Linked DNA regions of Homo sapiens: region 2 is linked to region 1. The links are chromatin loops, found by intact Hi-C in ENCODE. Cell type or tissue: B cell. All regions are shown on one strand.

Region 1 (2,500 bases):
GGAGTTTGAGACCAGCCTGGGCAACAAAATGAGACACCATCTCTATGAAGAAAAATTTTTTAATTAGCCAGGTGTGGTAGCACGCGCCTGTGGTCCCAGCTAATCTGAAGGCTGAGATGGGAAAATTGCTTGATCCCAGGATGTTGAGGCTGCAGTGAGCCGTGATTGCACCACTGCACTGCAGCCTGGGTGACAGAGCAAGACTTTGTCTCAAAAAATAAATAAATAAAAAAGAAATAGAAACAGAATGAGCAAAATAAAATACCAATAGTATTAATATGCAATAATAATTGCTAACTCGTGTAGTAAGTGATGTATGCGTATTATCTCCTTCAAGCCTCACAGTCACCTCTGGAGGCATTATTAATCATTTAATGATGAGATAACAGAGGCACAGAGGAATTACTTGCCTGAGATCGCATAGTTAAAAAACAGTGTACACATACAAAAGAAAAATACATTTTGCAAAGATACAGATAAATTCACGAATCCACATCAAAACATTAGAGAACTGTCTTTGGGGAACAAGAGAGAGGGCAGGAGGGCAAGGGTGGGGGTGGAGAGATAAAAGGAAACCCTTCAGACACGGAAGAGGGGGAAGGGGCTGTGCACCTCAGGGCATCGTGATTCGACAGAATGACAGAATAAAGTACTTAACCGTCGGCCCCAGGGCCAAATGAAAAAGAAAAAAAAGTGGATTGATAAAGTCTTCTGGACTCTCCAAACGGGTCCACAGGAGGGAGACCGTGTATCTGCATTCGAGGCGGCAGGGAAGCTTGGAGGACAAAAAGGTAGCAGAGGAACTGGAGACTGCTCAGAGTGAAAAAGTAGCAAAGTCAGAGGCAACGGCTCAGAGAGAAACCACACAGGAGACCTGGGCCAGGCAGCACCCAGAGGTGTCCTCAGAAGGGCAGATCCAAGTTGCTTCCCCACCCCCACAGCCCTGTTTCTAGAGCAAGTCAAGAAACAAAAATATTGTGGTTTCCTGTTGAAGAGGCCACCTTGGCAACAGGCACTCACCCGCTCCACCCTTTCCTGGCACCATCGCAGTCTCCGAGTCCCCTAACCTGCCTAACTCCACGTGCTCAGCAGGGAAGGGGGTGGGAAAGGCTCCCAGGAAGAAGTTTCTTTTACTTTCAATAACCACCCTGGCTCTTCTGCCTCCCTCCATGGCCTCACTTCCTGTTGAGTTGACTAGCAAATTCAGCAGGGCTTGAAAAAAAACACAAAAGATAAAAGGAGGAGAACCTGTGAAAACACTTCCCTCCAGCAGAAAGGCAGAATCTGGTCTCCGAGAGAAAGAGAAAACTTCACCACAGAAGGAACTGCAGGGTAAACTTTACTCCTAAAGCAGAACAGAGATGACTCACTCGAACAAGAAATGTTTCCTGTTTAAAGGAACAGATGCCCAATTTCCAACCATTCAGAAGAGGGATGTGGCAGACAATTCATGGACGTGCAAACTAAAGCCCGAGCGCTGGACATGCTTTATTGGAAAGCATTTATACTGACTCCATTTAGTAATAATAACCCCTGTCGGTGGCAAGTAATATGCCATTCTTTCTTGCAAAGGGTCTGGGAATAGGAAGTTTCCCTTTGCCTTGATCAAACCTCAGCACTGAAGTCACAGACCAGCCCTCTCCTCCCTCCCGCCGGACTGGGTAAAGCCAGCCCTGTAGCTGAAATGTAGGTAGATTGTTCAGAAAAAAGGAGGAAGTGTTCTGGCTCAGCCCTACTTGGCTTAGCCCTGCTCGGCTCAGCCCTGCTCAGGCTGAGTTCCCATCCTTGGCCATGTTCTCCAGTTTAGTTGTAACCCGTGTCTTTGTAGCATTGATCCTGGAGTGTTGGTGCTACTGAGGTCTGTTCTCCAAAGCTCTGAGCCCTAGACCCTCCCCTGTTCTCTCATTTTTTTTTTTTTTTTGAGACGGAGTCTCGGTGCGTTGCCCAGGCAACAGTACAGTGGTGCGATCTTGACTCACTGCAACCTCCACCTCCTGAGTTCAGGTGATTCTCCTGCCTCAGCCTCCCGAGTAGCTGGGACTACAGGCACCCACCACCACCCCCGGCTAATTTTTGTATTTTTAATAGAGATGGGGATTCACCATGTTGGTCAGACTGGTCTTGAACTCCTGACCTCAAGAAATCCACCCGCCTTGGCCTCCCAAAGTGCTGGGATTACAGGCATGAGCCACGGTGCCCAGCCCCTCCCCTGTTCTCTGCCATCTGCCTCTCTTTCCCATTTGAATTTTTTGTTCGGGGGACGGAGTTTCGCTCTTGTTGCCCAGGCTGGAGTGCAATGGTGCCATCTCGGCTCACAGCAACCTCCGCCTCCCGGGTTCAAGCGATTCTCCTGCCTCAGCCTCCTGGGTAGCTGGGATTACAGGCATGCGCCACCATGCCCGGCTAATTTTGTATTTTTAGTAGAGACAGGGTTTCTCCATGTTGGTCAGGCTGGTCTCAAACTCACGACCTCAGGTGATCCACCCGCCTCGGCCTGGCA
Region 2 (2,500 bases), 49 kb after region 1:
GTGATAAATAAACGAACAAATAAAAGGCCCCCATGCTTTTGTTCATGCTATTCCCTCTGCCCAGCACATCTTTCACCTGATTCTTTACCTAACATCTATTTGTCATTTCTAGAAGCCTCCTCTGATCCTTCAAATCTGGGCAAGGTACTCATTCTGCATGTTCCCATAACACCTATACTTCACAATGTGCACTTACCAGCTGGGGATGCCCTTCCCCGTCTATTTGTTTGTCTATCCCTCTAGCTTGTAAGCAACCTGAGGGCAAGGACTCTGTCTTTTTTTAACTCTGTATCTTCCTTTCCAGGTCCAGGCTGGTACTCAATACAAGGTTGCTGGATGGATGGATGGATGGACAGATGGATGGATGGATAGATGAATGGGTGGATAGATGGATGGATAGATGAATGGGTGGATAGATGGATAAATAGATAAACAGGAGGGTAGGCAGATGGTTGAACAGGTACATGGATAGAACAACGTAGAACTCTCACCCTTACCAAAGGTGTTGAATGAGAGTAAAATAAAAAATAAATAAAACTAATTAATTACAAATGGAAGAAAAAAAAGAGCTCTCACCTTGGGACCAATTTCTTCAGATGATTACACAGAGACTGAATATACCAGCTGCCTTCCTCCACATGCCGAAAGGATACATAGCCTGGGACAGTGGCCAGACCAAGTAGGAAGTCAGCCTCGGCAGGAATACTGTCCTGCAGGGAAGTGGGTGCCTGCTCAGGGTTCAGAGCATCTGCTTCGATGGATACGGAAGGCTGTATCTCTTCACCTTGGCAGGCCTGGATGAAAAAGAGTTTAGGTTTTTCAGCCAGTCTAGGGCACTGCAGGGCTGTGAAGTGAGACATGATCTCCCGAATGGGAATGAGGGCCTCATCCGAAGAGTAGACAGCTCCAAATCTCCCATGGGTCAGAATACAGAACACGAAGCAGTCCCCGTCGGCATGGGCTGGATTGCACTTCTGCTTCTGCAGGACCATCTCCATTTCCACTTTCGTCACATTATTGTGTATATGCACTGTGAACCCAAGCCACTGGAACACATGACTCAGGATCTCTGTTTAAAAACAAAAAAAAAAAAAAAAGAGAGAGAGAGAGAGAAAGGGGAAATAATAAAATGATGCAAAACAAAATGAAGAACTGAAACAAGGCCGGGCACAGTGGCTCACACCTATAATCTCAGCACTTTGGAAGGCCGAAGCAGGCGGATCACTTGAGGTCAGGAGTTTGAGAACAGTCTGGCCAGATGGCAAAACCCCATCTCTACTGAAAATACAAAAAATAGCCAGGTGTGGTGGCTCACGCCTGTAATCCCTGCTACTCGGGAGGCTGAGGCACGAGAATGGCTTGAGCCTGGGAGGCAGAGGTTGCAGTGAGCTGGGACTGCACCACTGCACTCCAGCCTGGGCAACAGAGCAAGACTCTGTCTCAAAGAAAAAAAAAACTGAAACAATGCTAATAGTTACAAAATTTGCACAGCAAATAGCCTAAAGCTTTGGATTATTTTTATTTTCATAACCATAAAATCTTACAATGAATCTCCTATCACGTAATACCCAGTGTTGTCACAACAGTCCTGAGAATCGGCAGTGGCCAGTGTTTCATCCTGTTTCACAGTTGAAGAAGCCAAGGTCTCTTGACTCTCCCATGATCACACACCTAGTTAGTGGTGGAGCTGGAGCTCACGCCCAAGTTGTCTCGTGCCAATCCAGCAGGCTCTCCCCCAGTACATGCTCTCCTCTATTCAGAATTGTGAATAGTCAAAGATTCTTGCCACTCTTTAGCAGACTGATGACTCCCCAGGGATATATAAGAGGCTCAGAAACATGATATCATCCTTACACGTATATGGAAGATAAAAGTCACAGAAAGAAAATGTGAAAATAAAAAATAATTTTAAGATCCCCAATTTGCATTTGATAAACTGTTCCAGACTTTCTTACCAGCATCTTTATGGGTTCCTTGTCTGTCCTTCAGGGAGGTAAAGCTGTGGTTGTTGACAATGACACAGAGGCCTCTGTGGTTCCGATTCATCCTGTACACAGCTGCCCTCTTGAAGAATAGATAGAGCCACTTAGTAGGAATCCTTATCTTAGGGCCTTAAATGTTTCTAACCAACCACTCCAATGGATCCACTGTGAGGAAGAGCAGGATGTATCTCCCCATGCCAGTTGTTTAAACCATGTTTTTGTTGTTGTTGTTATTTTGTTGTTGCTGTTGTTGTTGTTTTGAGATGGAGTCTCACTCTTGTTGCCCAGGCTGGAGTGAGTGACGCGATCTCGGCTCACTGCAACCTCTGCCTCCCGGATTCAAGGGATCCACCTGCCTCAGGTGCCCACCAACACCCCCAGATAATTTTTTTTTTTTTTTGAGACAGCATCTCGCTCTGTCACCCAGGCTGGAGTGCAATGGCGTGATCTCAGCTCACTGCAACCTCCACCTCCTGGGTTCAAGCGAGTCTTCTGCCTCAGCCTCCCGAGTAGCTGGG

Evidence for each region. Peaks named below come from ENCODE experiments on the same cell type or tissue, not always from the same donor. Only the 100,000 strongest peaks of a DNase experiment are listed, where the experiment ranks them.
Region 2: it touches region 1 in a loop (6-fold over the local background); 3 of 110 quality-filtered maps call a loop at or near these places.

The regions. Positions count from the first base shown.
Region 1 is chr2:201,256,903-201,259,402 of GRCh38, reverse strand. It overlaps a transcript of CASP8 not described here. Among named protein-coding and RNA genes, the nearest start is that of CASP8, 2.4 kb to the left of the region's middle. RefSeq lists enhancers at 563-982, 1,003-1,062, 1,059-1,203, 1,163-1,292, 1,773-1,822 and a cis regulatory region at 1,131. In B cell, a CTCF peak has its summit at 1,553; DNase peaks (open chromatin) are centred at 1,012 and 1,662; H3K4me3 peaks cover 2,289 bases; H3K27ac peaks cover 2,500 bases.
Region 2 is chr2:201,207,639-201,210,138 of GRCh38, reverse strand. CASP10 (caspase 10) reads right to left here. Exons shown (of 10, transcript NM_032977.4): 8 at 1,956-2,064; 9 at 577-1,069. Among named protein-coding and RNA genes, the nearest start is that of CASP10, 26 kb to the right of the region's middle. RefSeq lists an enhancer at 1,105-1,154. In B cell, no CTCF peak of the experiment used is centred here; a DNase peak (open chromatin) is centred at 1,068; H3K4me3 peaks cover 440 bases; H3K27ac peaks cover 1,553 bases.